Regions from separate parts of the Homo sapiens genome. Here region 2 is linked to region 1. A link is an interaction called in ENCODE POLR2A ChIA-PET data of the cell type or tissue named here. Cell type or tissue: Panc1. All regions are shown on one strand.

Region 1 (8,000 bases):
ATCTTTCACTACTATGTGTGATACTTGCTGTAGATTTTTGATAAAGTCTCTTCATAGATTGAGGAAGTTTCTTTCTGTTTCTAGTTTGTTGAGAGCCTTTAACATGAATGGACTTTGAATTTGGTGAAATCCATCTTTTTGTGGGTCCATTAAGATGACTGTGGGTTTTACTCTTTATTAATATGGTATGTTACATTAATTTTTGGATATTAAGATAACCTTGCATTCTTGGGTTAATTCCCACTTTGTCATGATATACAATAGTTTTTATTTGTTGGTGGCTTCTTGCCAAGGGCATGTTCATGAGGGGTATTTATCTGTAGTTTTCTTGTGATGTTTTTGTCTGGCTTTTGTGTTATGGCAATTCTGGCCTTACAGAATGTTTCCTGCTCTATTTGAGAAATCATTTGCATAAGATAGGTATTATTTCTTTCTAAATGTTTGGGGGAATTTACCAGTAAAGCCATCAGGCTTGGGTTTTTCTTTGGGGGAATATTTCAAATTACCAGTTAAGTTTTTTTCCCCTTGTTTTTGGTCTATTGAGATTTTTCACATCTTCTGGAGTCAGCTTTGATAATTAATGTCTTCCTAGGAATTTGTCTTTTTCGTCTTAAGTGATCTACTTGTTATAAAGTTCTTGGCAGAGTGCGGTGGCTCATGTCTGTAATCCCAGCACTTTGGGAGGCCAAGGCGTGTGGATCATGAGGTCAAGAGATGGAGACCATCCTGGCCAACATGGTGAAACCCCATCTCTACTAAAAATGCAAAAATTAGCTGGGCGTGCATGGTGGCACGTGCCTGTAGTCCCAGCTACTTGGGAGGCTGAGGCAGGAGAATCGCTTGAACCCTGGAGGTGGAGGTTGCAGTGAGTCGAGATTGCGCTACTGCATTCCAGCCTGGCAACAGAGCAAGACTCCATCTCATAAATAAATAAATAAAATAAAGTTGTTTGTAATTGTTTTATAAGTATTTTGAGCATGATTTATAGTGATATCTCTCCTTCACTCTTTTTTCTTTTCTTTTCTGTTGCCCAGGCTGGAGTGCAGTGGTGCGCTCTCAGCTCACCATAATCTCCCCCTACCAGGTTCAAGAGATTCTCATGCCTTGGCCTGCCAAGTAGCTGGGATGATAGGCATGTGTCACCACTCCTGGCTGATTTTTGTATTTTTAGTAGAGACAGGGTTCCACCATGTTGGCCAGGCTGGTCTTGAACTCCTGACCTCAAGTGATCTGCCTGCCTTGGCCTCCCAAAGTGCTGGGATTACAGGTGTGAGTCATCGTGCCCAGCCTCCTCTTTTCATTCTTAATTTTGGAAATTTATGTCAATTTTCTTTCTTATTAGTCTAGCTAAAGGTTTATGTATTTTGTCGCTCTTTCCAAAGAACTAACCTTTGGTTTCATTGCATTTCTATGTTGTGTTTCTGGTTTTTGCTTCATTGACTTTTGCTTTGATGTTTATCATTTATTTCCTTCTGCTTACTTTGGGTTTGATTAGCTTTGCCTTCTTTTCTTTATGAGGTTGAAGCTTAGTTGATTGATTTGAAACTATTTTTACATTTATGTATGTATTTAATCTTTTTTCTTTTTTGTTTTTTCTTTTTTTTTCCTGCCCCACCCTCCCTGCATTTCTAATATAAATATTTAAAGGTATACTTTTTTTCTTAGCATATCTTTAAGCACCTCTCATCAATTTTGATATACTGTATTTTTATTTCCATTCAAAATACATTTGGCTCTTTCTATCCAGAGGTTCCACATCTGCAGATTCAGTCAACCATGGGTCAAAAATATTCGGGAAGACAACCCCAAAACAGTGATAAGAATAATACAAATACCAAAAGTACAGTATAACAACTACTTGTATAACATTCATATTGTATTAGGTATTATAAGTAATCTAGGGATGATTTAAAATATATGGGAGAATGTTCATAGCTTTTGTGCAAATACTATGCCATTTTTTTATAAGGGATTTGAACATCCTCAGATTTTGGTATGGTGGGGGGGTGTCCTAGAACCAATCCCCCTTGGATACTGAGCGACAACTATATTTTGTAATAGTTCTTATTTGATTCATGGGCTATTTAGAAGCATGTTACTTAGTTTCCAAATATTTGGGGATATCACAAATTTCTTCCTATTGTTGATCTATAATGCAGTCGTTTGTGGTTGAAGAATGTACTTTGTATGATTTTATTGCTTTTACATTTATTGAGCTATAATTTATGATGTGGACATTACTAGTGAATGTTCTTTGTGCTCTTCGAAAGTATGTGCATTCTGCTGTTGTTGGATGGAGTGTTCTCTAAATGTCAGTTAGGTAAAGGTAATTGATATTGTTGTCTGGTCTTCTGTATACTGCTGATTTTCTCTGTAGTTCTGTAAATTCTTGAGACAAAATTATCAAAATCTCCAAATATAAGTTGAACTGTGTATTTCTTGTTTAGTTTTGACATTTTGGCTTCATGTATTTTGGTGTACTGCTAGTTTCATGTAATTTATAATTGTTTTGCCTTACTGAGGTATTGATTCATTATAAAATATTCCTCTTTAATTTTTAAAAAATATTTCTTGTATTAATGTCAAATTGTCTCTGTTGTAAATATAGCCGTATCTACTATTCACATGGTATGTCTTCTGTTCTTATATTTTCATCCTTTTTGTGTTTTTGTGTCTCAGATCTGTCTCTTGTAGGCTGTATATAGTTGGGTTTTGCTTTTCTATCTGGTTTGCTCATTTCTGCCTTTTGATTGGAATGTTTAGTCGATTCTCATTTGATGTAATTATTGGTATGACTGAATTTATGTCCGCCATTTTGATATTTGTTTTCTATGTCTCAAGTCTTTTTTGTTCTCCTTTACCTTTTGTTCTTATTAAACCACCACTTTTTGTTGTATTATTTTCATTGTTTTTTAAAAAATTATTTTAGTTACTTTAATAGTTGCTTTTTGGATTATAGTATTCATCGACTTACTATATTCTACTTCAGGATAAAACTAAATTAATTTTGTTAAAATGGAACAACTTTGTACCAAAGTTCTATGTCCTCTTCCCCTTGTGTTACTGTTTTCACATATCTTACATATATATGTCATAAATGAAACAATAGTCTTATAATTATTTCTTTATACAGTTGTATATGTTTAAGAGAACTAGGCGAATAAAAGAGAAAATATATTTATACATTTCTTTGTGTGTGTGTGTATGTGTGTATCAACAGTTTGTTTCTTTTTATTTATTTATTTATTTTAATTTATTGTACTTTAAATTCTGGGATACATGAGGGGAGTGGTATGTAAAGCTGGCTATGCATGCTGTGTGAGTTAAAAAGTAGAAAGATGCTACTTGTCTCACCATTTCTGTATGTAGATTTTCACTTAAACTTCCTGTTTTCAGTATATTATCTCACCTCCAATTTGCCTTCTGTCCTGAATGCAGGTCTTTTTGTTCAGACCCTCTAGGGAGTAATCTCTTCACCTTCTGCCGGCATGGGAAGATTTGGAGATCTGCTGTATTTTAAGGCCTTCCCAGTCTGCTGATTTTTATCCTCAACCTTTATCTCTTCCTTCATAAGTTTATAGTTTCTTCAATTTCTGAGCTTCTATGGAATTTTGCTAGTAGAATCACCTTGCTTATTAGTTTCCTTCTGAAAGCTTAGATTTCAGCTTTCTCAGGATTGCTTCTCAGCTTTTGAAATATTGATGTCCATTTTTTGTGATTATTTCCTCTTCTACTTTGTCTTTTTGAGTTTATGCCTTTTCTATTCCTTTTAATGGTTTAATTGAGTTTTTGGAAGGGAATAGAGATAAATATAGTTTTCAACATGCCATATTTAAATGACAGTCTTTGAGCTAATATTTAAAGCCATGCCTGGGTCCAGAAACCCATTTCATAACTGATAATCTCTATTGTTTCCCAAATATTTAATTAGCAATATACCTGAGACTTAGTAGGCACTTTAAGAAGAATATTTTAAAAAAGTAGCCCTTTAGACTATATGACCCTATGTGTCCTAATTGTATTTTTGAGTCTCATGAGATTTGTTACTTTAAGCAGTTGAGTTTATAATTTTTACTGTCTTCTTACAGAGACAGGGAAGAACGATTGGCAGCACTCACAGCTGCTCAACAAGAAGCTATGGAAGAGTTACAGAAAAAAATTCAGCTCAAGGTAAGGATATTATATATTTTTAATTTGAAATTTTAGAGCTTACAGTGGAGCATGAGATCAAAATTTTGTAGGAAAAAAATTGAATTAATTTGTATTCTTAATCTTTGCACAACAAAGCTTATATGATTTTGCTACAATCATTTCTAACTTAGTACCTGGAAACTAAGTTTACTTTGATATGGTAGGGCCATTGAGGAAAAAAAATTTAAGGAAGTTTAACATTTCCTGTTTTTTTTCTTTTTAATTTAGAATCTTTAATATTTTTTCTTACACAGTTCAGTCATGTTAAGTGTATTTACATTGTTTTTTTTTAACCATCCTAAAAGCCATCTTCTTGTGTCCTTTTTTTTTTTAATTATACTTTAAGTTTTAGGGTACATGTGCACAATGTGCAGGTTAGTTACATATATATACATGTGCCATGCTGGTGTGCTGCACCCATTAATTTGTCATTTAGCATTAGGTATATCTCCTAATGATATCCCTCTCCCCTCCCCCCACCCCAAAACAGTCCCCAGAGTGTGATGTTCCCCTTCCTGTGTCCATGTGTTCTCATTGTTCAATTCCCATCTATGAGTGAGAACATGCGGTGTTTGGTTTTTTGTCCTTGCAATAGTTTACTGAGAATGATGATTTCCAATTTCACCCATGTCCCTACAAAGGACATGAACTCATCATTTTTTTTATGGCTGCATAGCATTCCATGGTATATATGTGCCACATTTTCTTAATCCAGTCTATCAATGTTGGACATTTGGGTTGGTTCCAAGTCTTTGCTATTGTGAATAGTGCCGCAATAAACATATGTGTGCATGTGTCTTTATAGCGGCATGATTTATAGTCCTTTGGGTATATACTCAGTAATGGGATGGCTGGGTCAAATGGTATTTCTAGTTCTAGATCCCTGAGGAATCGCCACACTGACTTCCACAATGGTCAAACTAGTTTACAGTCCCACCAACAGTGTAAAAGTGTTCCTGTTTCTCCACATCCTCTCCAGCACCTGTTGTTTCCTGACTTTTTAATGATCGCCATTCTAACTGGTGTGAGATGGTATCTCATTGTGGTTTTGATTTGCATTTCTCTGATGGAGAGTGATGATGAGCATTTTTTCATGTGTCTTTTGGCTGCATAAATGTCTTCTTTTGAGAAGGGTCTGTTCATATCCTTCGCCCACTCTTTGATGGGGTTGTTTGATTTTTTCTTGTAAATTTGTTTGAGTTCATTGTAGATTCTGGATATTAGCCCTTTGTCAGATGAGCAGGTTGCGAAACTATCTGATCTTTGACAAACCTGAGAAAAACAAGCAATGGGGAAAGGATTTCCCTATTTAATAAATGGTGCTGGGAAAACTGGCTAGACATATGTAGAAAGCTGAAACTGGATCCCTTCCTTACACCTTATACAAAAATTAATGCAAGATGGATTAAAGACTTAAACATTAGACCTAAAACGGTAAAAACCCTAGAAGAAAACCTAGGCATTACCATTCAGGACATAGGCATGGGCAAGGACTTCATGTCTAAAACACCAAAAGCAATGGCCACAAAAGCCAAAATTGACATATGGGATCTAATTAAACTAAAGAGCTTCTGCACAGCAAAAGAAACTACCATCAGAGTGAACAGGCAACCTACAAAATGGGAGAAAATTCTCGCAACCTACTCATCTAACATTTCCTGTTTTTACTAAGCAATTTACTAATGACTTGAAGGCATTAGAGGTAGGCTTCTTATATTCATAGGTTTTAATCACTCAAAAGTAAAGTAAAAGATGTTTCTTATAATTTGCTTCACTTGATTTCAGTGCTTATGAATTGTATAATTATAGCTTGGGAGATTATGATAAACTGATACTTTCTAGAAAATTTTTAGCATTACTACAACCATAGGCAGTCTCTAACAGTATGAATGTTTCATATTATATCACAGTTATTTACATGCTGGCTCCTCACAGAGATAGTAAAACCCCTAAGGTAGAAGACTGTATTTTACTATTTGTATAGTCCTAGAAATCTATCATGCGTTTAAATTTATTGTAGCAGGTATTTATTGAGCCTTGTGGTAGGCAGGGGAATGCAGAGATAAGGCATGGTTCTGATTTTTAAGAAACTCTTCATTTACTTTAAATTCAGATGCTAAGTACATAACCTCCACATAAAGAGAGGCATACATGAAATGCTGTGGAAGCACAGAAGAGGACACTTAGTCTAATATGAGGAGTGTCAGAGGTCAGGAAGTGATTTTAAAGAACACTTCCTGAGCTGGATCTTGAAAGGAGGATGAGTAAAATGGATAGGTAGGTGCGATGCCATTCTAGCCATATCAAATAGATGAGTATAAGGACAAAGGTCTGAAATAGCGTTTTTTCCCCCAGGATTGTCACTGGAGGTATAAAAATGGAGTAGGTTATAGGTTTGGTCATGATGGGCCTTGCCTGCTGTATGGATAAGCATATGCTTTACCCGTAGGTTAACATTTCCCATGGTGGGTTCCAGGAAGTGGTTCTCAAAAATGTGTTATTGGCAAATAATTTGTAAGTTGATGCCTACTAAAAGCTAGGTGCATTGAGTCATATATCACAGTGACGTACTGGAGGTTCTGTAAAGTTCTACATTAAAAACCTGTTTAGTTTTAGCTTGCTGTTTTCCAAATTTATTTGACCATGGAACCTGTTCTGTAAAACACTTGTTAATATCTCCTGGAGCACACTTTAATAAACATTACTGTTCATGTGGGTGATATTAAAGGGCTTTGTGTAAAGCTTTGTCTTCAGTGTGTAAGTTGTCATAGAAACGACATTCTATTATTTTTGAAGTTTTAATGGAAATATTATTTTTCCAATTTCTCACCATAATTTGAATAATTTTTGAAATTCTTGCACTTTGACTTCATCTACAGCATGATGAAAGTATTCGAAGGCACATGGAACAGATTGAACAAAGAAAAGAAAAAGCTGCTGAGCTAAGCAGTGGGCGACATGCAAATACTGATTATGCCCCCAAACTGACCCCTTATGAAAGAAAGAAGCAGTGTTCTCTCTGCAATGTCCTGGTAGGTTGTTATATCAATATTGTAATGATATAGTTTACTACTAAAGTTTATGAAACCATGGAAATATATTCTTGCAGTCTTTTAAAACTCACGCTAAGGCAGGCGAGATGTGGCAGCTCACACCTGTAATTTCAGCACTTTAGGAGACTGAGGTGGGCGGATCACTTCAGGCCAAGAGTGCAAAACCAGCCTTTCCAACATGGTGAAACCCTGTCTCTACTAAAAATACAAAAAATTAGCTGGGCATGGTGGTGCATGTCTGTAATCCCAGGTACTCGGGAGGCTGAGGCATGAGAATCCTTTGAACCCAGGAGGTGGAGGTTGCAGTGAGCCAAGATCATGCCACTGCACTCCATCCTGGGTGACAAAGCAAGACTCTGTTTCAAAAAATAAAACTCATGCTAAGGCATCTGCTGAGTGACCTGGATTTCTTTCATGATTCTGAATGAAAAGTGGTACAAATAACATCAGCATTTTGGAATAGCAGTAAAAGTGCTCAAGAATATAGTTACTATTAAAATGGATGATTACCTGCTTAATGTGATAGCCCAAGTCAGTATTTTTGGGGTATTAGATCTAAAAAAAAAGCAACATTTTCACTGCTGAGACTTGAACCTTCAAACTTAGAGGAAATAATTTCCTCTTAGGCTGGCTGTAACATGTCTTTTTTTTGTTTTGTTTTGTTTTGAGATGGAGTATCGCTTTGTCACCCAAGCTGGAGTGCAGTGGCACGATCTCAGCTCACTGCAACCTCCGCCTCCCAGGTTCCGGCGATAT
Region 2 (8,000 bases), 94 kb before region 1:
ATCTTTATAAGGAACAGGGCTCATATCAGACGTTGAATCTGCTGGCACCTTGATTTTGTACTTCCCAGCATCCAGAACTATGAGAAATAAATTTCTTATTGTTGTTTATAAATTACCCAGTCATAAGGTATTTTGTTGTAGCAGCCTGAATGGACTAAGTGCATTTCTAACAGGAAAGACTGATGTTAAGTAAGTATAAATGTGCCAAGTGTCATCAAGAAGAAATACAGCTTTCTCTGTCAGTATAAGAAAAAACACTCTTAACCAGTTTGCTAAGTCTAGGAAGGCTTCCTGAGGAGGTGACATTTAAATTGAGACAGAATTGTTAAGTAGGAGTTAGACAAAGAGAAAAGAGTAATTCGAGATAATGCTAACAGCATGTGTGATATCTTTGAAGTGAAAGGGAGCACAGTGTAATCAAGGAATTTAGTAGGGCAGGAGTGAAAAGAACAAGGGGAGAGTAGCATGAGATGAGCCTAGAGAGCTAGGCTAGGACCACATTGTGTAGAGCTCAGTAGAAATAATAAGGGATTTAGATTTGACTTTGAGCCAATAAAGGGTTTTAAAGTAGGGAAGTGACATATCAGATTTATGTTTTTAAAAGATCATTTTGGCTGCCATGTGGGAAGGTTGACATATAGCAATGTAGTTTAGAGATGATGGCTACTCAGATTAAGGTAGTAACAGTAGGGAGAATTAGATACTCTAGAAATAGATAATCAAATGGACTTAGTATTATTTTGGTTCTGTACAAAGGCAAAAGAGCAGTTTAGTTTAGACATCTAAGTAATTCCTAAACTCTGGTAAACTTGCCAAGTCATATGGAGCTACAAGGCTGCTTCCCCCCGCCTCCTGCCAAGCAAATAGGCCTATCCTGCCTCTTTGCTTTGGATTTAATCTTGGTTCAATCTTAGTGGGTGAAACTATCCAGTAAAAAAGGCATCTTTTATCTCATCCTGATGTGTCAGCCCTACAGGCAGTCAGAACCAGTAGGGTAAAGGAATTCCAAGGGAGAAATCCAGAAGGGCTGGATTCCCGGGAAACCAAATCTAGGGAAACTAAGATAGGTTGATCCTTTTAACATTTTTGTTTCTCACAGTAAAATTTTTGATGGTTTTTCAGTGCCTACTTCATCCACAGTCCCTGGGTGGGTCAGGCCTAAATGTCTTTGTTTGTACTAAGCAATTTTACCCTTACGTTGGTAATAGGTGATTGGATCTGGGGTTTCATTCTTTCACTGGGTTGAACCAAGCTAAGAGATCATCATGCTGATTTGGGACTTGTGGCTGTATTGTCTTTGTGACAATAAGCAGAGTAAAATAGGTTGGGAAAAAAAAGGGAATAGATTTACAGAGAGAAACAGAAATTATGTGGCCTTTGAGAGCCTATACCGGGTCTAATCCTCATGAGCCCTGATTCTAGTCTCCCCCAACTTTTGGATGTCTTTGACCTTGTACAGTTTATATCCTTACAATAAATCTTTATTTTCTTTTTCTTTTCATTTTTTTATTTAACTTGATTGAGTTTGTTTGTTGTATCCAAAGGTCTGTAATGTAATCACCAATGCATTAAAAAAAAATTTTTTTTTTTGTGCTTGCAAAATTCAGTTACCTATTGGTGGCTGTGTTGAGGATTGTATTGGAAAAGTTACATAAGCCAAACCCAAGCTTAACAGAGTGGTTACCATTCCTCTCTTGGCACTGTGGTTCAAAAATATACCTGAGGCATCCCTTTTTTTTTTTTCCTTGGAGACAGAGTCTTACTCTTTAACCCAGGCTGGAGTGCAGTGGTGCCATCTTGGCTCGCTGCAACCTCCACCTTCCACTTTTAAGCCTCAGCTTCCCAAGTAGCTGGGATTACAGGCACCCGCCACCACGCCCAGCTAATTTTTGTATTTTTAGTAGACATAGGGCTTCACCATGTTGGCTAGGCTGATCTCGAACTCCTGACCTCGAGTGATCTGCCCTCCTTGGCCTCCCAAAGTGCTGGGATTACAGGAATGGGCCACCATGCCTGGCTGAGGCATCCCTTTTACTTTTGCCAGTTATCAGCATTTCTCTTCTTTGCCTCATGAGACAGCACTTATATATGGAAAGCAGTCTTAAAGTGCTCTATAGATGGCATTATCCATCTTGCATTCTTCAAATCATGCATCAAAATTTATTTTGGCTAGCCTGGAGATTTAAATGTAAAAACTGAAGTTGTATATGTTTAAAGAAGAAAATATAGGTAAATATTTATATATTTGTTTTGCGTGTGAGGACTTTGTAAGACACAGGCAGACACCACAAAGAAAAATATTGATACACTGATTAAATAGGAAGAGAACAAATGTTTCCAACTAAAAAGGAAAAACTAAAGGCAAAATAGTTGTATCACCAATGCCAATGGATTTGTAGCCATAAGAGTAGTAGTAAACTATTTCAAATTAATCAGAAAATGGTGCAAATCCCAGTGGAAAAAATGAAGGAAAGATACCAACATGTGAATCGCAAATGAAGAAATTCAGATGGTTGGTTAAAAAGTTCAGTTTCACTAGTAATGATAATAAACGTATAATTTAAAAAACAAAGACAATGAAATACTATTTGCCAGTGAAATTTTTAAAAACAGATATCAACAGTTGGCAAGATTGAAAGGAAATGGAGAGTAAGACACAGGGATACCCACAGGAGTTATGGGGATCTGATTGAGGGCATGTTATGCATCCTGTAAGCCAATTGGTTGTGGTGCCAAGGAAGGAGGAGGAGTAGACGTTAAGTTATGTTTCTTAGCTTTCCCAGCAAAGAGCAGTGAAATCCTACTCTCGTGAGTGATTAAGAGGTAGAGGAAGGACATTTTATATTTTCCTACTCTTCATTTAACCCTTACCGTATTCTTTCTCTTGATACATGTTTCACAAACTCTCCAGGACATCAGAGACAAGTAGATTGAAGTAGTATCATTGCCTTTTAAACATTTTTTTAGCTGGGCATTTGGAAGCTTATAAATCGTAAGTAGCGTATCTCATATCCCTGTAACCCCATGACCTTTTTGAGGTAATTGGAGTAGTGTTGCTGTGCTGCAGTCGGTAGAAAATCCTGAACCGTTTATCAACTATGATTTCTCACTGATAGTATGGTAACTTTCTGGTAAGCAATGCTCTAGGGGAACATTTGCACATGTTGTGACTTTTTGTTGTTGTTGTTGAAAAGTAGGATTATTTTTTCAGCCACTAACAACCAAGAGAAAAGATTATTTGTTTCTCCCTTTTCTCTGTTAATTTAATCTGGTTTATATATTGAATTCGCAGACCAACATCATTGGCATGGGAAGTAAAGAAGATGTCTCCGGGACGCCATGTGATTCCAAGTCCATCAACAGATAGAATAAATGTAACATCAAATGCTCGACGAAGCTTAAATTTTGGGTGAGATGAACTAAGAAAAAACTACTAAGACTTGCATTAAATTATTTTCTTAGTTATTATAGTATTATGATTCTGATATTCTACTATAAAAATATCCATGTATATGTTATGCAGAATACTGTATACAGGTTCTGACACAGGAGGGGAACACTGTGTGTTGGTTAGCAATCCCGGGGAGGATTCTAAACATCTCATCAATTTCTGCTAAGGTTCCTAGATCTGATGGAAGGTTTTGCATAAACCCTGTTGCCACTGGAGGAGTTTGGTGAGTCATATGCTGACTTGCACAAGTTAGGTAAAGCAATGTTGTTACTCACAGATAGGCAGCAAGGATCAACAGAAGCCTAGGATCCATGGCAAGATAGTTCCCTGGGACTCAGGAAAGCTAACCAGGGGAATGGAGTTTCATTTGTGTGAGCTCCATTTATTACCACAGCCAAAAGACCCCAAAAGCACCCTGCTCTGGATTTTATACACCGATGTCACTTAGGTTATTGAGTGCAAGCGTTGCAGGCATCCTCTTCTACAGGGATAAGGACAAAGCCTGGGCCGTCGTGGGCAGTTCCTTCTTATTTCAAGATGTTGCATTCTTGGTACGTTTTGCCTGAAAATTGCAAGCCAGAGAGGGAAGAGCTGGGTTTACCAAGGGACCTGTCTTCCTGCATTGTGGATATGTTTGAAATTGTCTATATAAAAAGTAAAAACACCTGTAATCCCAGCACTTTGGGGAGCCGAGGTGGGAGGATCACTTGAGGTCAGGGGTTTGAGACCAGCCTGGCAAAAATGGCAAAACCCCATCTCTACTAAAAATACAAAAATTAGCCATGTGTCGTGGCATGTGCCTGTAATCCCAGCTATTTGGGGGCGGGGGCGGGTGGAGGTTGCAGTGAGCCAATATCACGCCACTGTACTCCAGCCTGGGCAGCAGAGTGAGACTCCGTCTCAAAAAAAAAAAAAAAATTCCAGGAGATTATAGTTTAGCTTTTAGGACATGGAATATATTCAATCATAAATAGTAATTCAAAGATTAAAACTCACATATTTTATGCCAAATATTATATAACATGAATTAACAATTTCCTTTGCAATAGATCTGTATATTAATACATATCATACATTGTGTTATTGTCATACAAATTACATTATTTATATATTACAAGCTCAACACAGTTTTAAAATTACTGTTTTTTGCCATTGTCTCTTTAATCAGGAGAAGAAAAGAGCTACAAACAAAAACTACATTTATATTGTCTTTTGTGGTTACCTGTATAGTTTTCTTTTCTAGTCCTTTACTGGAGTCTTCATTTCTTCATACAGATTCGAGTTACTATCTATTGTCCTTTTGTTTGAGCCTGGACTCCCTTTAGTATTTCTTGTTGGACAGGTCTGTTAGGAACAGATGTTCTCGGTGTTTGTCTTAATTTATCTTTCAGTTTTTGAAGGGCAGTTTTGTAGTATGTAGAATTCTTGGTTAATAATCCTTTCTTTCAGCACTTTATGTTTCCTTACTGCCTTCTGGCTGCTATGGTTTCTGATGGGAAATCAGCTGTTATTGAGGATCCTTGAATGTGATCCATCACTTCTCTCTTGATTCTTTCAAGATTGTCTGTCTTTGGCTTTTGATCCTCTGACTATGATATATCTAAGTGTGGCTCTCTGAGATTATCATACTTGGAGTTTGTTGAGTCTCTTGGATATGTATTTAATGTTTTTAATCAAATTTGGGAAGTTTTTGCCCATTATTCCTTTAAATGTTTTTTTTTCTGCCCCTTTCTCTCTCTTCTCTCCTTTGAAAATTCCACTGTACACGTTTGTACTCTTGATGCTGTCCCATTTGAGGATCTGTTCATTTTTTCTTTTTCTTTTTCTTTTCTTTTTTTTTTTTTTTAAGATATAGTCTTGCTCTGTTGCCCAGGCTGGAGTAGAGTGACGTGATCTTGGCTTACTGCGATGTCTACCTCCTGGGTTCAAGCGATTCTCGTGCCTTAGCCTCCTGAGTAGCTGGAATTATAGGCGCATGCCACCATGCCCAGCTAATTTTTGTATTTTTGGTAGAGACAGGGTTTTGCCATGTTGGCTAGGCTGGTCTCAAATTCCTGACCTCAAGTGATCCACCCTCCTTGGGCTCCCAATGTGCTAGGATTACAGGTACAAGCTACTGTGCCTGGCCACTTTGATGTTCTTTAAATGTAGTTAATAGCTGATTTAAAGTCTTTGTCTAGTAAGCCCAATGTCCGGGCTTCCTGTTGCTGCTCTTCTTGTGAATGGGCCATACTTTCCTGTTTATTGGCACATCATCTGATTTTTTTTTTTTTTTGGTTGAAAAGTAGGCATTTTAAATGATAAAATGTGACATCTTTGGAGATCAGATAGCTACTCTCTCCAGGATTGTTAACTGTGACTGTTGTTGTTACTGTTAGTTTAGTGCTACACTTAACTCATTCTGTGACGTCTGTATATTTTGTTTCATGGGTACACACAACATGAGTGTATGTTGATGTATGTTGTATGTAGCTATACAACAGTATGTTTTGTCAACATCACCTAACGATTTGACAGAGGTTTCCTTAAATACCTTGAGCCAATAAATCTCTTAGTTCTCACCTGGTTCTGTCTGTCTGTTGGGACATACTTTGAATGCTCTGGCAGTTTATAACTGCCTTTGCTTGTCAGTTCCTCCTTTCTTAGAGCCTCAAGGCCAGTCATAGGTAAGAGATTAGGGTCCTCTCAAATATTTCCTAGGTATGCACACAACCTGCATATGTGTGTGGCCTTCTTGATTTTCAGGAATTTGCTAGAACTTTTCAAAGCCTCCCATGGATGTCTCATTCTTGAGCTTTTCCTTTTAAGTTTTTTGGTCAGCTCTTTGTTTGCTTCAAATGGTATTTCAATCTCTGGTAGTTGTATTATTTTAAAAAATTGTCACATTTGTTTCGCACAAACAAAAAAATTGTTTTTAAGACTAAGTTGTTTTGGACTCTACTTCTTTAGAGTGAATGTTAACATCTGATGTTTAATGGAAGGGTTGGTAAGTAGTTTGCTTGGTCAGTTTTCTTTTTTCTGTTAAAACCTGACCTTTCTTGACTGCTTTTTATCTCCTAACTTCATGTCACAGTTAATAGCTTTCACCTCTTGTTACTGCTCAACCTTGGATACAGTTTTATTGTTACATTTGCAATGTCTTATACTCTTTCTTTTAATGTCTATTTTTTTGTACTTATACTAGGACCTTCTTTGAGGCAAGATTACTGCCGTATCTCTGTATTCTAAGTGCCTGGCACTGTATGGCATTTAGTAAAAGCTGATGAAGTGTTTGTTTAATAGAATCTAACTTTTGCTTTCAAGTTCCTTTATGGAGTTATTAGGTAGTATTGCCTTTAAAGGTTGATGGGCTTTGGAACCATTTAATAATTGAACCGTAGTGGAGTAGGGAAAAGATATATATGCAAATGAAAACAAATATTTATATATTCAAGCACCATTTTAAGGAAACTTGCCCTGTAATGCACTTCATTGGTGTGTGGTTCAGAGTATTGTATAGTGTATGGTTTATTGTAACACTCAAAGCCGTTAATTCGTGTGTGGTAAAAGTTCTTATATTGATCTGCACGTAACTGTGTCATTGGGTTAATTCAGTCTTCATTATCATCGTAGAACACACTGTTTCAGCTTGAGGAACAATTTTGGCTCATAGACTACATTTTGTATATCTACTCACTTCTGCTTCTGCTGGTTGAGTTATATATTTACTTCAAATGTGTTGTTAGTTACCAAACTTGGCTTATGTGAATTGTTTTCATTATTTTAACTCATAATTTAAATATTAAGTAGACCATTAAAATATGAGTGTAAAAAGAGTCATTGTTTTTGTGAAAACTAAGATAAATTTTTGGAAGCTTTGATAAAGGGAACTGGTAAAGTTGCTGTCAAATGAGGAGTACACAGGATAACTATAAAAATTTGGGGAAAATATTATTAAGGTTAAGGAGAATTGTGCATTAAATTATATAATAGACATCACTGAATTTTCACTCCACTTTAAAGGAACCAAATTTAGATGTTGTCAGTGAGGCATCATGCTTTTGGTTCATGTAAGAAATGTACACAAAGAAAAAGCCTCTTTTAGTAGTGTCTTTATCAAGATTGACGAATTAATGCATATTTATGTCTTTTTCTTTTTTTAAATTGAGATGGAGTCTCACTCTGTCACCCAGGCTGGAGTGCAGTCGTGCAGTCTTGGCTCACTACAACCTCTGCCTCCTGGGCTCAAGCAATTCTCATGCCTCAGTCTCTCGAGTAGCTGGGATTACAGGTGCACACCACCGCGCCCAGCTAATTTTTGTTATTTAGTAGAGACAGGATTTCACCATGTTGGCCAGGCTGGTTTTGAACTCTTGGCCTCAAGTGATCCACCTGCCTTGGCTTCCCAGGGTGCTGGGACTACAGGTGTGAGCCACTGTGCCTGGCCAATATTTGTATTATTAAAACACATAAGTGAAAATGAAAACTTTAAGGTACCTATGCATAATTTTTTAAAAGCTTCCTCATTTAAGTGAAATTTTCTTTTAAACAACTGAGGGCTTTTATCCTT

The links. ChIA-PET counts read pairs that join two places held together with the same protein. Peaks named below come from ENCODE experiments on the same cell type or tissue, not always from the same donor. Only the 100,000 strongest peaks of a DNase experiment are listed, where the experiment ranks them.
Region 2: POLR2A ChIA-PET joins it to region 1 with 16 read pairs; 2 of 35 experiments call an interaction of 5 or more read pairs at or near these places.

Annotation. Positions count from the first base shown.
Region 1 is chr15:76,702,073-76,710,072 of GRCh38, reverse strand. It overlaps SCAPER (S-phase cyclin A associated protein in the ER), which reads left to right. Exons shown (of 32, transcript NM_020843.4): 18 at 4,089-4,170; 19 at 7,071-7,223. Among named protein-coding and RNA genes, the nearest start is that of MIR3713, 120 kb to the right of the region's middle. In Panc1, no CTCF peak of the experiment used is centred here; no DNase peak of the experiment used is centred here.
Region 2 is chr15:76,795,657-76,803,656 of GRCh38, reverse strand. It overlaps SCAPER (S-phase cyclin A associated protein in the ER), which reads left to right. Exons shown (of 32, transcript NM_020843.4): 7 at 3,293-3,409. Among named protein-coding and RNA genes, the nearest start is that of SCAPER, 110 kb to the left of the region's middle. In Panc1, no CTCF peak of the experiment used is centred here; a DNase peak (open chromatin) is centred at 3,665.